Linked DNA regions of Mus musculus: region 1 is linked to region 2. The links are chromatin loops, found by intact Hi-C in ENCODE. Cell type or tissue: left cerebral cortex. All regions are shown on one strand. Each heading gives the region's core, and the rest is flanking DNA. Links, peaks and the distances in the headings are about the cores only.

Region 1 (9,488 bases), core at 459-8,458, 170 kb before region 2:
AAGTGGATCCTTTATCTTTATGCTAAATTAAACATAGCAAACAGACCCCTACATTTTTATGCTTGCCTCTCAAGGGCCATCACGAGCGCCCTCACAGAGAACTCTATGCCCTGCTGCCTTTCACATAACTTGTTTCTCTAGCTTGAACCTCTGGTTAGACATGCCTTTCCCCTTCATTCACCTGACCCCTAACTGTGTTTCAAACTGATCCCTTTTCTTTATGAGGTCTCTCTCTCTCTCTCTCTCTCTCTCTCTCTCTCTCTCTCTCTCTCTCTCTCTCACACACACACACACACACACACACACACACACCAGTCATATCTAGCATACTTGCCTGGCACACTGAGGATTGTTGCTGTTGATTTTATTTTATTTCTTAAACAAAGGAGTGAGACTTTTTCTCCTCAAATACAGATTTTTGAGCATGGCAAGAACTTCTATGAAAGGCTTTATATGGAAGCTTAATGTACCTCTGCATTATTAACCTTTGAAATTTTTCTCATTCCATAGTAGTGTCTTTCAAGTACATGATGGTTCTGACAAGCTTGGTAGGTGTTCCTACTAATCACTATTTAAACCATATGAATCTGAGAACTTTAGATGTATATTTATATTTGCATAATCACGGCATGTGAGTGCTACTGCACCAAACTAACTATTCCAAAGCTAAGCAAATGATTTCATTTACAATAGCATAAAAAACAAGAAACTACTTGGGAATCAGTTTAACCAAGGAGGTGAGTAATCTCTACCCAGAAGTCATAAGACAATGAGTAAAGAAATTAAAGGGGCACAAACTAAAGGAAACACAGCCCAAGTGGGAGACTTAATATCACCGTGCCTACCCTACCCAAAGCAGCCCAGATCCAGATCCTATCAAAATTCTGTGGACTTTTTCCCAAGCTTGCTTGCTTGCTTGCTTGCTTTCTTTCTTTCTTTCTTTCTTTCTTTCTTTCTTTCTTTCTTTCTTTCTTTCTTTCTTTTACTAAAAATCCTAATTCATGTGTAACCACAAAAGGCCTGGATAAGCTAAAATAGGAACCAACCATATCTGATTTCAAAGTGTATTACAGAGATATGGTGATCAGAACAATATGGTACTTTCATCAAAATGGATGGATTAGACCGGCAAAGCAAAATAGAGCTAGCATAGAGACAAAGGAACACATACTAAGAATGCACAGGGGAAAGGCTAACACATAGAGCAAATGGTGCTGGGAAAATATTCCCATGAAGAAAGATCAGGGCTGGTGAGATGGCTCAGTGGGTAAGAGCACCCGACTGCTCTTCCGAAGGTCAGGAGTTCAAATCCCAGCAACCACATGGTGGCTCACAACCATCCATAACGAGATCTGGCGCCCTCTTCTGGAGTGTCTGAAGACAGCTTCAGTGTACTTACATATAATAAATAATAAAAAAAAAAAGAAAGATCAAATCAAACTTCTCTTAAACTTTATGTAAAACCAATTCAAACTGGATTAGAACTTAACTATAAGACCCAAACCATAAAAATTTGAGACCAAAACCTCTGGCTAAACATTTTTGATATTTGGTCTTGCCAATGATTTTTTTTAAAAGACAAACAAGTAAACAAACAAACAAATGGACACCAGAGGGAGAGGCGACAAAAGACATTAGCAAAGTGGGCTGCTTCGGATCCAAAAGCCTTTCCGTAGCCTAAGGAACCATCAGTGTCATGGAAAGGGAACGTTGAGGTAAGGGAACAGCTAGAAAGATAAGCGCCTAGTGCCCAAGACATGTAAAGAACTCAAAGGATTCCCTTGCGAGGCGTTACCAGCGTGTCCACTGGATGGTAAAGGATCTGAATAGAGCGGATTTTTCCCCCATAAGGAGACAGGGATAGCAACAGGAATGAGCAAGGTTCCCAGACTTGAATCAAACACACAAGGAGGTAGAATTGCAACCTGCTGCAATGGCTAATACAAAAAGAAAAAAAAAAACTAGATTATAACCATTATTGGTAAAGAAGGAAGTCCATGCCCCATTGACTGCCGGTGGGATTGTGAATTAATCCACCTATTTTGGAAAACACTACAGAGATCCTTCAAAAACCAAAAGTAGAGCTCCCTTCCACGTATGTAAATCTAAGGAATGAACTGATTCTCTCTGGGAAGTGTCTGAATGTCCTTGTTCATTTCAGCAGATTCATAATAAAATCAATGGAATGTCAATCAGTGTTGATCACGGATTAAGAAAAAGTAGCGTGTGTGCTTCTAAAATGGAATATTATTAAGCTTTAAAAAGAAGTGAATCTGCCATTTGTGACAACACAATGCTCAATTGCACTGCGCTACAAGATAAGCCAGGCACAGAAAGACAAGATACAGAGCATGACAGCATATATATATATGTATATATATATATATATATATATATATATATATATATATTCTAAACAAGACAGGGTCACAAGATCAGGGTTGAATGGTAGTGTCCAGGAGTTACAGGGTTAAAAAAATAGAGAGATTCTTGTCAAAGGTGTTAACCTTTGTTATACGTTCTGGAGGTCTGTGTACCACAGGGTGAGTTAGGCACATCTAATAATAATGTACTCTACACTTGACATTTGCTAGGGGCTAGATCTGAAGTGAGCTTATCACACATGTAAAAAAAAATCTACTATGTGAGGCAATAAATATGCTAATTATCTTGATAGTGCTAATCATTTCACAATGTGAACATATGTCAAAACATCACATTGTGCACCTTAAATATACACACGACTTACTTGCCAACTATTCAGCATTGATCTGTAAGAAAAGACTCCCAAACTTAGAGGCCATAACCCACTATCAAAACAGACATGTATTTGAAAACTGCTAGGAATAAACCGGATTTAAATAGTATACAAGTTACAGAAGGCACCGCTCTGTGTTCTTCCCTTTGGGGGAGTGGCTATCACTCACTGAATTTATGGCAGGTAACCACAGGTCTGGTTTCCAATCCTGGGGTCAGTTGTGTTAACTGACCCCGAGTGCCTGTCACAAGGATCACAGGAAGACAGATGACATCAATCACGTGAGGGTGGATGGCATATATTCAGTAGCTTGCCTTTTTTTCCCAATTTGTGTTACTTATGCTATGTCTCTGTCATAAATGGACAGAGCTTTTAACATAGACCTTGATGGACAGAAGAAACCCCGCCAAAATGTGGCGAATCAAAATGAACTACTTGGACGTATTTTGGGAAGAGAACCAATGTCTACTGGGTTGTGCTTCTGCCTGCTACCCCATTTAGGGCTCATTGCAATCTCGTGAGTGAAGTGTTTACCACCAGAGAAGCACAGAGAGATGGCCTGCCAGAGGCAAAGAAGGCCAACAGATTTCCAAGTCCATATTGTAAAGGTTGTATGAGAAATACCTCAAACTACTCAGAATGGATTAAGTAATATATACAGCCTCTGCTATTCTTATTATCTTGCTGCTTCTCAGATTACATGATGAAAGCACATTTATTGATTTTTTTCTTTATGCCATACTTAATACAAATCACATTGGTATTTTCAAAATAACAGCAGTAAAGCCCCACACCTTATCTTTCAGATGAGCTATTTCTTGACATTTAGCTGAGTGGCAAAATATCCCTTTAAATTTGGTTCAGTTTAACCAGGAAGGCCCTGAGGCCCATAGTGGGCAGCTTGTGCCTATACATCATACTTTCTTCCAGGCTGGAGATAGGAACAGCTGTGTCTTGTTGCCCCCATTGGATTTCATGGGAATTTGCCCAGTTTCCACGGTAGACTTTGTCCAACACTGACTAGAGATAGTTTTACGTTCTTATACATTGTATGGCTTGGCAAACTGAGTTTGCCAGTTCCCTCTGGTGTCTGTAGTGGCAAAGTCAGGTGAAGACAGGAGGCAGGAGACAGCTACAGGTCAGACCTCAGACATGAACTCTTAAAAGGCATGTATGTGGATGTTTCAAAGCTGTCCCTAAATCGGGGAAGTTTAGATTTTGTTGTGGTAGAGTCTGTAAAAAGTCAGATTTACTCGAGCTTACCTAAGGTCTGGCATTTACTAGCCTGTAGAAATGACTAACACTCAACTATACTCTCACTTATTTCCTCTGCGAGGTCTAAAATTTCTCTTTTCTTGGTATTGAGTTCAGACTCCAGGGACTTCTCTTTGTAAACAATGGAAGTAAAAATGTTTTCTTGATCACAGCTGAGTCGTTCCAGCCAATCTCAACTTCACACTGGGTGTAGAACCTGGTGCCCAACTCCTCCCACTTTCCAGAACTTTTGTAAAAGTTGGAGAGAAATCCGGTGGAGGTTCCCTGGTCCCACCTTTAGACTGACAGCCACCCAGAGGTAGACAGAAACCATCAAGAATGGAACCTCTCTGCCAAGTTGTGGGAAATTTCTTCCGATCAGCCCTTCTCAGTAGATTTCATCCTGCCTATGACCTCAGGACTTTTTTTTTTTCTTGTCTCTATGTAAATTGCTATCTTTTCAGAGGTGCCTGACAGCCAAGTTTTGCAGGGCCTCCATTTGTACAGAGCTGTTATTATGGGATAAGTGTAATGGCTCGTGAATTTTGTGGAGGAAGGGAGGGTCTCCAGATGACTTTGTACAAACCAGCCACGGACCTACTGACTCCACAAGCAGTGCATTAGGCTAAATATTTTTAGCCCATTGACTCTAGAGGTAATAACCCTAAATGCATCATTAAATTTTCATGGGTGAATAACAGAAGCTACAAGAAAAAATCCCCCTCCCCAAGAAAAGCCCCCAAAACAAGCCACCGCTTTAGCTTTATTATCGCTCAGCTGGAGGGCAGGAGTGTGACCCCTCAAAAGAAGAGTAAACTTAAAGCAAGTATTTGGTTCTCTTCCTTTGCTCTCAGGCACCAGGCTCCCAGAGACAGGCAGTAGGTGATTTTCACACTCCCCCTTCCCACCAAGCTTTCAAGCCTCTGGAGACATGCGTGCCACACTGGCGTTGACAAAGCCGAATCCAATCTCAAGGTGGAAGAATTTCCGACTAATCCAATTATTTTTTGCCACTCGGTGTTCCTGAGATCTTTTTGTAAGGTAGGACCCGAAGAGCCTTCTTCAGCACAACAGGTTCTAATTTACAGGAGGGTCTACTGCCCTGCATTCTAAGAATGGAGTAGGGAAAACAAGTTAACTGGGGCCTGCGTGCCCTCAGGGGCACAGGAGGCTGCCTAGAGCGGATTGAAATAGTGACAAGTGCGGAACAACTTTGCCTGGGAAGCGGCAATAAAAGGCGGGCTGGAGCCGGCCTGGGCGGCTGGGAGAGGACGCCCCCTTCTGCCAAGGGGCTCGGGGCAAGAAGCTCGCGCGGCCTCCGCTTGGCTCTGCGCCCGTCTACTTGTGAGCATAGAGGCTTGGCTAAAAGCAGGCGCTGGAGAATCAGCAGAGTCCTAGAGGGGGCTGCAGCGGCTGCCTAGGAGCGTGGCGGGCTCCCAGCGCAACCCCCAACCCCACCCCCTGCGACGAACCGCAGGGCGGGGACCCCAAGCTCTTCGCTCCGATCGGTCTCTACTCCCGGGATGGGGGGCGAGCGAGGGGGCTGGAGGAGCGCGACCGCGAGCCGCGGCGCCCCCGCTCGCCTGCTCGTTGGCTCTTCCCCTTCGTCGGCGCCGCGGCGACTCCGCTGAGCTGTCGCTCGGAACGCGTTCCGGCGGCGAACAGAGCGCCCTGGCGGGAGAGGGAGCCGGCGAGGAAGGGCTTGGGACGCTCAGTGGCAGGTGAGCGGCGGGGCTGGCGCGGGGCGGGGGCCGCGGGAGGAGGCGGGTCTGCGCACCGCACGGGGGCTGGTCTCCTCCCCCTGCTCTGACGCGCGCCCGTCGCTTCCCGGGGAGGATGGACCCAGCTCGGCGCTCACCCGGGCTTCCCCGGGCTGGAGAGCGCGTTTGAGTGCGGCCGCCCGCAGGGCATGGAGAGCCGTGTCCCGGGCGGCTGCGGCAGCCAAGGAGGATGCTCCGGGGGAGCCGAGGTGAGAGGCGCGGCGGGGGGCACGCGGGGGACCCCGAGTTGAGCGGGCGCAGGTGGCCCGCGGGGACACCCGGCTTCCGCGAGCCCGGGTAGCTCGGCTGGGGCCCGCGAGCCCGGGTACGGAGGAAGGCTTTCGGGGCGCTTCTCTAGGGAGTTTGGCGCGAGGTGCCGTGCACTAGCGAGTGCCGCAGTTTTCTATCATCTCCCACCACTTGCTTGGGAAGCTACCCTGCGTCTCCTTTCCGGTTGGTCCCCACTTCCTTCGTCCTACTTCTGAACACTCGGGATCCTCTCTTTAGGCTTGCCTACCCGAGACCCCCTGTGTTCTCCTGCGGCTCTAGCCACCCAAGGCTGCCTTCTCCCACTCTAGAACCTGCGGAGTTCTCCCTAAGCTTCCTCCCTGTCTTGCTGGTGCTACCCGCGGGTCGGACCTCTTCCCCACTCCGCGGAACCTGCACTTCCCTACATCACAGCAGCGCTTTGGCTCTGCCTCGACCACTCCATTAACTGGACCCATCCCAATCAAGCCAACCCTTTCCGCAGACACCGGCGCTGGACCGAAACCTTTCTTCGGGTCCTGCGACCAGGTGTTCCCCGTCGCGCTCCCTCCACTATTCAGTCCTCAGGCCCTTGGTCACCCGCCACTCCCCTCGCATCCGGCCCTCTTCTACCATAACTCTGTACCCTACTCTCTCGAACGCAAGATAAGGATTTTTCATGCTGGGGAAACTTTGATTCTTTATGGTTAGTCTTGTAAAGGAGCCCTACGATTCAGTCCAAGCCACCAAAGGAGCCTGGAGTCAGGGAGTCCTGATTTAGGGGTAGTTTTGTGTTAAGGCTCCCGGAAGGTACTTGGTGATTCTACAAAGTGTATTTCCACACCCTGCTGGTCACTGCTTCTGCTGTCTGCATCCCGCAGAGTATGCTTGTGACCCCTGGTGGGAGGGTGAGTCTTTACTGCACTTTTAAAGGCGCTTTTTCTTTCTTTCTCTATTTCTTTTGGGGTTGGTGTTAGTGGACTCGGCGGGGTGGGCAGAGAAAGCTGCTTTGCAAACTGGTGCGGCTAGGCTGCCACACGGTCTAGTAGTCCACCCTGCACGCCCTTTCACGTTGGGAACCCGCCCCAACCCCCATCTGCATCACACAAGTCCTCATTGTTGGGGGTCTGCGGGGTATTTCCGCCTGGGCTATGAGAGTGAAGGAATGGTATGGGGGCGGGGAGCCCAGGGCTCTAGGCGACTGTCGGGAGCTGGAGACTTGGAGAGCGCCGCGGCGCGGGCAAGTGCTAGTTCGGAAATGTGTTTCTGAGGCAGGATTCGTGGCCGCGTGGAGGGGCGGAGGGGGGGGGGCGGAGAGGGAGGGGGAAGGGAGGGAGGAGAGAAAGAAAAGAAAGAAAGAAAAAAAAAGAAAGAAAAGAAAGAGAGCTCGGAGTGGAGGAGAGATTGCGGAGGCTGGATCGCCATTCTCTGCTCAGAGGCCTCCTAAAGGATGCCACAATGCCTCCCAGTGCCAAACTCCGGAGGTGAGAGCATCCTTGCCACTGCTTCCCCCTTCTCTGATTTCCTTGTGGAGCTGGCCCATTAGACACACTTTCACAATGTTGATGGTTTTGAATGAAGGCTTTGTGGGGGCTCTACTGACACTTCCCAACACTTAACATGTTTGCAAAGTAATCATATAAATTAAAGGTGGCTTACGTTCAGAACCTTCTAATTATCCAGTTCACGCTTGTACATTCATGTGCCAATTATGGGTCTTCGGGAAATCCATAAAATTATAAACCATCCCACCCCCTGAATTAGCACCCATTGTTTTTTATTATCTCCAAGATGAGCAATTCTGGATGGAATCCTGAGTTGCACAGCGAAAAAGAGAGATGTGCTATGGGGTGAGGTTAGACAAACGCCCCCTTCCCATCTCTTTTCCTCCCTATCTTGACAAGGCTTCGTGGCTCTTCTAGAGACTGAAAGGGATCAAAGATTTTCTTGATTTCCCATTGAGCTGGGCGACCTAATCAAAGCTGTATAAAAGTCAACTTCTAAGCAATCAAATTGTCTGCTGCTGTCCTTGATTGAAACCCTAGCATTCAAATGGAGTATTGAAGAACTCTCAGAAATGGCTTTTGAAGTGCTATTGTTCTTTTCCATACACACGGGCTCTCGTAGAGGTTTAGGAAGTTCAAAATGCAGTGATGTGAAAGCGATGTGACTTTGTAACTATTTGACAACGCAGGATCTGCAGCGGGAGAGAAGAGGCCAACGTGGGGGAAGCGACAACATGTTACTATATTCCTGGGAACTGGGTAGCTCTCAAGTGGGTACATTCTTTTACTCATGAACTTGGCCATTAAATCTAAAAGCAGATTTGGAACGTGATTTTTAGTAGGAGGATCCTATATGTTTCTTATTTGTCATGATTCTTTTTTTGGTGGTAGTTTGCTTATCTGAAACATTTAATCATGTTCAGTGTACTCAACAATAAAATCTGAATAGATTTTAAAATCTGCTTATTGTTGATGAAGCTCAGCTCACAGGCTGTTTTCACAGTATGTCCTGTTTGCAAGGAGCTCCATTGTGTGAGGCTGCAGAGATGAGAGGCTCCATCACTTGCTGGTCCCTCCCCAGAGTCACAGAGGAACCTGATGCTTCAGTCCCCTTTGCCCTCCGAAGTCATTTTATTTTAAGCAGGTGGGCCTTTGGCTTGGTTCACGATCATGTACCCATCTAAACATTGCATTTGGTGGGTTTTTGAGGCTTGGAGCCATGCTGCAGACAGATGAAGAATCTATTCGAGGCAGCACTTCATTTTGATAATTCACTCAAGTCAAACATAAAGCAGAGAAGCAGAGTTGATGCTGTTTAGATGGCACCGGAACAGATAGTACGCATTAAAGGCTGTTGTCAGAAACTTGAAGGGTTGCATAGGACTCACTAAATCTTACAGAGCTCACTAGTGACAAAAGATGTACACATCTTAAGCAATTAAGAATTATTCCTATGACTTCTCACAACTTGGATGTCATCACCTGCGAAGCAAGGATCTACTTGTGAACCTTGGATCAGTTTTAAAGGAAAATCCCCTTCATGAGTGTCTTGGCACATAGTAGGATTTCAAGAGAAAGCATGGAAATTGAGTAAGGAATGGGGGTGCCTTTTGTAATTGGAAGGCTAGGGTTGGATCCAGGCATTTTCTTTGTGATGTTCCACAAGCCATTCCTCATAGTAACAAAAACACAACTCAACATTCCCGAGTCCCAGGTAAGGGGCAGGCACCCTTCTCGGCACTTGGCACACATAGCCTTACTTCATCTTTCAGAATCCCTGCAGTCTCATTTTTTGTTTGTTAGATGGGGAGCTGGGTTCAGGGAAACCTGGTCATTGAGCTGAGATCACCTAGGAGATAAGGGGATTTAAACCCACCTACTCACTCTCGTCCCAGGGTCCACCTCAACCACGGATGGGGAACGACTCTGGATGAGGAAGGGAAATGAGCTACAGCCAGGGCCTCT
Region 2 (9,488 bases), core at 883-8,882:
CCTGTACTATTAATATTTGTAGGTAAAGAAGAATGTTATTCAGCCATAAAAAAGGTAGTTTATACTCTCCTTCTCAATCCAAGGCCTGAACCCCAGGAACACTTGTGAATATTGTACACGAGTGCATAGTTAGGTTTCTCTTTACTCTGACTGATGGTCAAACTACTGTGGTACTGGCTGGAACCTAGTCTGAGGTCCCTTTAGGATACAAGAAAGAAGGGTGGCTAGAGAGGACGGTGATGCTCAGATCACACAGGGAGTTCACTCTTGACCTCACTCATCAGGTCCCTGGTTCACCAAGAGCAGCAGTGTGAACCTGTTTCAGAATGAGCAGGTACTGAAATCTAGTAGTAGAGATGTGGTCTTCCTTTGTCGACCAGACATGAGGCTTGAGGACCACAGAGTTCTCTTCTCTCCTGTGCTGCTTTCTAGCCTGCTCTGGTGCCAGCAGAACAGATTGTTAAAGAAAATCAGAAATAGACACCCAGTATTTGTAATTCAGGGGTTCCAGGGCAAGACATAGAATATGCATTTGAACGCCTTTATAGGCAGTGATGCTGTTGTCATGGGCCCAGGAATTATAGCACTGTGCTTAGTTCTGGCCTTGACATATTGGTTTAGGATCATGTCTCTTCTTTCCCAAACTTTTGCTTCTATCTTCTGTAGAACCAAGCTGAACTCCTCCACCTGGCAGCAAGCCACCCCTTGCTCTGTGAAGGCTAGATGTTTTATATCCTACGTCCAGATCTAATCTGCTATTTATGCTCTAAGAAGAATCCATCTTGGCATTGGTTTAGATTGCTGTATAATATATAAATTTTAGGTTTATTTGGTGTTTGAGACAAAATGCTCCCAGGTGACTTTGTATCTTAGAGAAGCTCTTCTTTTCTCATGGAATTTTTATCTTATGTAAAATGGGAAAACTGGTTTGAAACCTGAAGTCTTTTGGGATCGAGGCTCTGAGCGCATAACTTTGTATTTCCTAAATCACAAAGTGCTGCTATGTGCTGGCTGGTTTATTGTGTTTTCCTTAAAGGGCTCTTGTTTTTCCTCTCCCAGCCCCTCCCTCCTTCCCTTTTATCTAATTTTTCTTTCTGTACTAAAGATGTAGTTATGGCATACAAAGCAAGCTCTCTATCATGGAGGAACATTTAATAGCCCAAAGGTCATTTCTTATAGTTACGGATCTTAGAAAAAAATTATAAGTAGTTTTTGGGTTAACTAGTTAGCATTAAAAGATGGGGTGGGGAGGTGTGATGTTTTGGAAACAAAAGAGACAAAGAAAAAAATTCCCATTGAGCCTGACCTTGGGATGAAAAGGTAACAAACTCCCCTTCATTCCTGTCTCTGCTTGGTTTACCTCTGGGGTATTAAATAAACATCCTGGAAATGGTTTGTGGCTCATTGTAAGGCTTCCTTAGGAAAAGATGAAATGCTTCCCCATGGGAAAAGTGCTTGACTCTTTCAACAGATGGTCTTCTTGCCAACTCTCAAGTGGAAACAGTCCTCTTGTACACCCAGTGATGACAGCCAATAAAAAGGATATCAAAAATGTACCCCCAAGGGAAACTCGGTTTTATCCCCAAGTGACTGGGAGATGAAGAAAATCTCAGCACCATGTTTTCTAGGACAGTAGCCATCAGCCTCCTAGTCTAGAAAAATTTAAACTTAGAGTAAACCTTGGTACCACTTAATTTGTGCACTTACAAGACCCCCCTAGCCAGTGTCTGCCTCAGTAAATAACAGTCAACATTTCTGCCATCAGAGCAAGTCCTTTGGGGTCTACCCTACAACTCAGTTCCCTTAGAATGTATCTTAATGTGCCAGAGCCTTTTAGGTCCTGTGACATCAATGTCTTACTAAAGCTCTGTCCCTTTAATTTGACTCTATATACTCTGGAATAAGTACTGAGTTCTTTAAAATATCAGGACTGACCTTTGTAGACAAGGTAGGCCCTTATGTGTGAGGCCACTATCCTGTTCTTTCGCTAAGGCGTCATTCCCATTGCTATGTTATCACTGTTGCCCTGAACTTGTCAGTTATTAGTCAGGTCCTGACGTTTGACTCTTCCAGATCTTTGCCTACAATGCATCCCTTCCTTTCCCCCTTCTTCCTTAACCAGTCTGTGTGGTCCTTCAAGACCCTGGTGAACGTCTACATGAATGGCTACACTCTTTCCTTGCTCATATGGCTCTCCTGTAGCACTCCTAAGATCTTCCTGTGATCATCTGTTTCTGTTCCTCCTACTTGAATGTGAGCACCTAAGGGCTGACTCTGACTCCATCCCCTCCTTGAACACCCCATGGATAAAACAGAGTGGCAGCTTGCACCAGGACTGAGTCGCTTCTCACAGGAGTAAGGTGGCTGCTTTTTAAACACAGGGCTGAGTGAGCGAGTGAGTGAGTGAGTGAGTGAGTGAGTGAGTGAGTGGCTGGCTAGCTGACTGACTGACTGACTGACTGACTGACTGACTGACTGACTGACTGACCTAGTGACTTGAGTGGTAAACAGCCTCCTCCATAGGCCACATGAAGACTAGAATGCTTGCTAGCCCAAGTCCCCAACCCTGGCATTTCTTTTCAAACCCTGGGGAATCATTATGTCTGTTCAGAACCTATACCTTTGAACTTGTGGTGTTAGCCTAGACACTAGGGCCCCACTCCCTAGCATGAGTTAATCATTCTAAGAATAATGTAGGTCAGGAGATAAGGAGACAAACTGGCTTCTATTTAGACAGATGTTGCTAATAGGCTCTGTGTGTACTCCTAATGAAGTGGGCCATAAATTCCAAGCTCTGCATACTGTGGCAAGGTGGGCCGCTTGCATTGTGATGAGTCTACAGTATTCTGCTAGTTTAGTGTTAAGGGGATTAAAATGCAAGCCATTAAATTGTGCTTACTGTAGCGGCTGTGATTCAAGCATGCATAGGGAACTTGTTTGTTTAAAGTTCCTAGTAGAAGTTTCAGTACTAGGAACTAAGGCAGATCCTGGTTTGGACTCTGCTCTCATTTAATGAGGGCATTGTAACAATTACTCGAGCCTTACATTTGTTGAGCCTTAATTTCCCATTATAAACTCTACTGCATTTATCTCCCACTGGAATCCTCAATATGGAAATGATGCTGTCATTAGAAAAATCTATCTTATCTTTCAGAACCAAAGATAATTTTTTGAGGACCTACAATATTCCAGGCATTAAGCTAGTCTGCCTCATGGGTGTGATGTTAGTAAATCCTCCCATATCTCTCCACGAGGAAATCAATTAGTGCCCACCATTTTTCTTATGATTGAAGCCCAAAGACATTAAGTGCCTTGCACATAAACACCCAGAAGAAAGAATGGAGTTCATAGTCATCCCTGCCCTGCAGCTACTGGTCCAAGGGTGCTCCCACTCATACTGTTGGACATCCCCTATTAGGAAGTATTTCTAAAATGGTTCTGCAGAGGTGCTGTGAATATGATAAATGGTGCTCTAGTTGGCTTAAAAGCAGAACAACTACTTAGTAGCTTCTTTCAACCACATGAAGTCCTTCAACAGATTTATTTAATGGCATGTATCAGTGAGATTTAGTGCATTTGAGAATGCTTGCTATTGCTAGCTCGAACCCGGAGAGGCCATGTTAAATGGACCATGGGTAGCCTGTGAGAATAGCCAGTGGTACCCTCAGCTTACTGTGAGAAGTGGGGACAACAGTCCAGCAATCACAGGAACTGAATTCTGCCAAATCAGTCAGAGCCTGAGAGTGAGTGCTTTTCCAGAGCCTCCAGGCAAGGGCCCAGCATGGCCAACGGCTTGACTTCAGCCCAGTGAGACCCCAATGTTGGGCCCCATTGAGCCTGACTGCACTCCTGACCTTTAGAGTTGTGAATGGTGCATGGGCATTGGTTTAAGCTGATAAGTCTTCAGTGATTTGTTATATGGGCAAAACAAAACTAATACAAATGTGTTGTATTAGTTTGTAGCACACCATAGCCCTGATTGGGCATATCCAACCCCAGACTGCCAAGGACAGCTATGACCACAGCCCAACACAGAACTGTAAACATCTTTACAACATTATGAATTGTGTTTTGTGATTCATCTGCACAATTTTCAAGAAAGAACTTGAAATGGCAATATTGGGTCACAACCCGGTAGGATAATTTTGTGGGAAAAACAAATGAAAGGAAGACTATGAAATACTTGATACACTCTCAGAAGCACTTATAAATTACTTCTTCGTCCTAAGAGATAACTTAGTGTGTAAAGTACTTGCCATGCCTTGACTGTGAGTCTCTAGAACCCACATAAAAAGCTGAAGGTGATGGCACATGCCTGTAATCCCTTAGTTAGGGAGGCAGAGGCAGAAAATAACCATGACCCACTATCCAGATAACTTAGACTATGGGTAAGTCATAAGGCCTAGAGAAAAATAATAGTTACTCACCCTGAGGAACAACACCAGAGGTTGATATCTGACCTCCATACATGTACTTGTTGCACACATACATCAGCACACATGTGTACACACATACACCCGCACACACACACACACATAACTTGATTTTATACATCACACTCATGTGATAAGTAGTAAACTAAGGCTTCAAATGAGTAACTTGCATGCTGAAAGCCATGGAGCTGGTGAAAGTCAAGGAGCAAACACATAAGAAGAGCCGCTTCTTCTGAAGGCTCACGGTCCAGAATCATAAATGTACAGTGGAGCTATCCATGGAACCTCCGAGAATAAAGATTCTTACATTCTGACCTCAGTTGTCAGGATCTAAGACCAGGGTTGGTCCCAGCTAATTATAGTTTAGATGCTTCATGAATGTTTTTTATGGTCCAGCATAGGAATGTATGGTCACTACTGTAGGAATGACGTCCTTGAATCTGGAGTCCTTATAATCACACTTGCATCTGGAGTAGGGCTCCCTTGCCACTTTGCAGATGCTCCCTTGATACATGATACAAGGTATAGCAGTGTTGTAACAGTTGCCTGTTTCTGACGTCCTGAGGATGCTGGGCTAAACTCTTAGCTTCAGTCTCTTTGACCTTGGAGTAGTTTGTGGTGAACCCATTTCCTCATCTCCATCCATCACCTTGTTTTAATGGCTAACAGAGCAAACCCTATAACTACATCAGACACCTTTCAGGGCTTATGAATCAGCTGTTAGCATCCTCTCTCCCCAGTCACCTACAGGCACATAGTTCCTTTCTTTTCTTACTCTGCCGAGGAGCCGTGTTTTCCACCTGACAGCAAAGGGTTTAAAATAAGCTGGTTAAGAATAGGAGCAGAAACAAAGCTGCCTTATGGAGATGGTGAATCCTTCCTGAGTGGGCTGAGCTGTGGGGGACAGGCAGATAAAGACTGAGCATGAAAAGAACATTCGAGCTCAAAGTGGGTTCCCAACCAGGAGTGCTGGCTTTCGGATCATCTTTGCAGTCTCAGGAGTGGGCATGCTTGGTGCCTCTCTTGTTTCCCACTCAGATTTATTTTTAAAAGTTTCCTTTCTCAGAACAGTGCTACTCCTAATATGCCACACAATGAAAACCTTCTTGAAGAAAAAGGAAGGCAAGTGGAATCCCTCGGACACATGGTTGTCTACCAGACATGGGTATGCTAATGATGGTCCCATTCTAAAATATTTATATGGACCCCAGTGTCTTTACAAAGAAATAGCATGAGTCTGTCAAATCAGTTTATGTGGCATCTACTGGAGCTTCTGACAATGGATATGAGAGCTGAGAACTCCCCATTCCCCAAATGCCAAGCCTGTAATACTCTGCCTTCATGGTATCTAATAAATGACAGTGCACATGCTGCTGTTCAAATGGCCGCCATCTGCTGGACTGGATAGGGCTTCTGATTGCAAGGTGGAAGGGAGTCTGCATCCACTAGCTCTTTAGCATCTGGGTCTGTTTCCTCTCTAAAACGAAGAGAATGTGTTTACATTCCCTCCAAGATATATGTAAGCTGTCGGAGCCCAGAGTACATTGAGGATGTCCGTGATCACCTGTCTTGTTCTTCCTGCATGCTTCTTGCTTAGCACAGTGTCCTGCGGGTAGCAACTGTATAGTAAATATTTACTAATAAAGCTTGGCTGAAGTAATGAATTTGGGCTATCCTTGAAGTCTGTAAAGAAACCATTGCATATTATCTGTGTAAGAACAAATGGCCATTGCCTTTGACTGTGCCATACCTGTGTTATTATAGTAGAAATCATAGATTTACTGTCCTTTGGCTCACCAGTCCCCTAGACGTTAGTTTCTTATAGAGCTTTTATGTTATATGAACCTCAAGTATTAGCCAGTCTGGACATCACATTGTCTGAGAAGGCATGTACGACCATGGCCATTGAGCATATAGAGAGAACCCAGAGCCCAGAAGCATACTTCATCCTCAGTTACTCTGTGAAGTGTTATCATGTAGGGATGTTACAATAACACTGTGGAGAAATGGCAAGTCCAAGACCAATAAAACACCCAGCCAGTGAGCCAGCAGCTAAGGCAGAGCTATAGAGACCAAGACCTGATTGACATCTGATATCAGAATGGAGGCTACTGAAATCAGAAGTCACATCTGCTGTTTTTCTTGAATGGCCTTTCTCCTAGAGGGTCTATTTACCTTCCCTTTCTCCAAACAGAACACATGCTGTCTTGGTGGTGGGTCTCAGGCAAGGGAATTCAATTTAGACAAAGTTAGACAAAATTAGAATATTAAACAAAATGGTGTCAACGGCTGGCACTTTGGTTCACCAAGCCATAATGAGTGATACACATCTAGGTCTCAGATTCTGCATTATTAATATGTAGCTGATGAGACACTCATGGTATTGGTGTGGTCATAGTGTCTAGCATATAGTAGGTACATGTTTTCTCTTCTCTTTTTCTAAGATTCACTTACCCCCTGTCTTTGTCTTCGTGCATGCATAATATGTGAGGAAGCCAGAAGAGAGTGTGGATCTCCTGGAACTGTAGTTAAAGACAGTTGTGGCCCACCATATAAGTAGAGGCAATTAAACCCAGGTCTTCTGGGAGATCAGCCAGCGCTCTTAAATGCTACACCATCTCTTCAATTCCTCTGTTCTCCATTTCATTCTTAGTCATTCCTTCAATATGACTTGGATACCAAGTGTGGTTTTTGATATAGGCAGATCCAAACAGAGACAGTCTTGTTTCCCTTGCCGCACAGATGAGTGGAAGCAGCAGCCATTTGGCAGAGAAAAAAATGGCAAGTGACCATATAGTTGGTTACATCTATGCCATGAATACAAATGGGAACTATGAGTTCTAGTCTGTGGGGCAACTATAAGTATGATCTATTCTTCCACAGCATAAGTGTTTTAAGATATCTTAGTTAGCCCAGTTTGGAAGACAAGTGCTCTCTAACATTTTGTGTGATGCTGTATATACCTTTCTTACTGAAAATTGTATTCCTCTGTACTCCAAACAGTCAAAGGATACTCGGGTATAAAGGTTCCAGGCCATGTGAGCATGCATAGTGAGACTCTATGTCAAAAACCAAAAATCAAAAAAAAAAAAAAATCCTTGTGTATGGCAACCGTGAATACATACCTGGAGATCTGTTAAAAAAAATAACAACCTTTCCCTATGGGTCAACCCTCTGTCAAATGACCATAGTACTAATTAACATTCATGACAACTACAAAGAACAGAGGCTGAGCACCTCAAAGTCAGAATGCTCCAAAATGTGGAACTTCTCCGCATGCTCACATGATGGCCTCATGGAAACACTTTGCAAACTGATCTACTGAGTGGCACACAGCTGTCCTGAACATACTGCACAGCATCCTCTTCAGGATACGTGAGTGAAGTGTAGATGGAGCACAGCAAATTCTGTATATGCCCATGGATCTCATTCTCAAGGGGATTCTGCTCCTGCATATATTCTGAAATCCAGTTAAATCCAGACTCTGAAACTCAAGCCTTTCTGGATAAGCAATCTAGGTCTATAGTCATGAACTCACTTTTAATATGCAACGTAAATTTTTCTAAGCATTTACGTTCGCCACCTTAGCTAATACCCCTTGGCTTCTCAAAACAGGCACATTTTGTTGTCCCCATGAGACAGATGAGAGAGCAGGAATGTCAGGGTAAGTAATTCTGAAGAGCCACCAGCTCATGACTGGCAGAAGTGTGAACTTCCAGGTTTGCTTGACTTCAATGTCCATGTTCTTTTATGAGAACATTATGCTGCCTCCAGACATCTCTTTATTTAGAAAAGAAAAATAACGTGATTGAGTTTGTTAACAGCAGATCCAAAATAGAAAGCTGTAAATGCTGCCGGTTCTGTTCTATATAATCACTTAATTTTAATAATCCTATTTCTTTATTAGAATGACAGTCTTTTTTGAAGATCTGCTAAGTACACTTGATATCTCTGTTGTCATTTAATTTAACATCTTTAGCAGCTGTTTTATTTTTGCCAAAGGAATGGGAACTGTAATCTCTAGGGGGAGATTTTGCATGTATTTTTTTTTTTTAAGAACACATCAATGTTGAAAACAAAATAAATGGTTAAAGCAATCCCTGAGTAGTAGCTCCCACAATTCAGGGTAGTTGTTAGCTTGCATAAAAAGATAATATAGACACTGTCAGAATGAGAGTTAAAGAGCTCAATTTTAGGTTGCTTGAGAAATCATCTGTAATCACCAGGAAGATTGCTTGGGTGTTCATTGAGTTCAAAGCTGAACTATGGAAGGCTATGCAATAACCATATATTTTTCATGTGCTGGCAAGGGGAAATGTATGCTTCAATAAACAAGTCTTGATTACCAAGACCAAATAAGGAAAGCGAGAACTGTGCATAACTCAAACAGTGGCCAGTCTCTTGCAAGCCCTCCTTCTGGTGATTGGGGGGATGGATTTGGGGCATCATGTCAGGGGCTCTCAATTCAGACAGAGGCCAGCTGAAAGACTTCTGTAATGCAAAGTGACCCAACCTGGGGTAGGGGGAGGGCTACTTCAGTCCCTCTGATGGTGACAGTAATAGGATGTATTTCCTTTGGCTTAGAAACAGAAATACAATTTGGGGAAGATGCAGATGGCCTTGCACTCCTGCAGGCAGCATCACTTCATACTGAGAAGCAGACTCCTTTGGAACCCAGTGAACCACCCTGTTTGTTCTTTGTGAATCAGTTTAACCATACGGATAACTGCAGAGCATAGTCTAATTAGCATCAATATACCTACTAGCCAGCTTTGACAAAGCATGAAAATTACAAATATTTGCTTTATATATTTTTTTCAGTACAGATTAAAGTATGGGGCTACCAGCAAGATAGTTCAGCTGGTAAAGGCACTTGCTACCAATTTGATGAGCTGTATCTGATTCCCTGGTAAAGAACTGACTCTTAGAAGATGTTCTCTGACCTCCACATTCATGTCATGATGTGCACAAGTGTATACACACACACACACGGGGAGAGAGAGAGAGAGAGAGAGAGAATGTATATATATATATATATGTATATATATATATATA

The links. Hi-C counts contacts between places; a loop is a spot of excess contacts. Peaks named below come from ENCODE experiments on the same cell type or tissue, not always from the same donor. Only the 100,000 strongest peaks of a DNase experiment are listed, where the experiment ranks them.
Region 1: a loop joins it to region 2, with 8 times the contacts of the local background. A loop is called at or near these places in 3 of 42 quality-filtered maps.

The regions. Positions count from the first base shown.
Region 1 is chr4:104,361,737-104,371,224 of GRCm38, forward strand. The region is part of intron 4 of Dab1 (disabled 1); the gene reads left to right. Among named protein-coding and RNA genes, the nearest start is that of Gm36661, 340 kb to the left of the region's middle. In left cerebral cortex, for the core only: CTCF peaks have their summits at 1,371 (motif pointing left), 5,304 (motif pointing left), 6,907 (motif pointing left) and 7,235; DNase peaks (open chromatin) are centred at 4,965, 5,317, 5,796, 6,128 and 4 more places; H3K4me3 peaks cover 3,521 bases; H3K27ac peaks cover 2,766 bases.
Region 2 is chr4:104,527,720-104,537,207 of GRCm38, forward strand. All of the region lies in intron 5 of Dab1 (disabled 1), which reads left to right. Among named protein-coding and RNA genes, the nearest start is that of C8b, 230 kb to the right of the region's middle. In left cerebral cortex, for the core only: no CTCF peak of the experiment used is centred there; a DNase peak (open chromatin) is centred at 5,351; H3K27ac peaks cover 1,222 bases.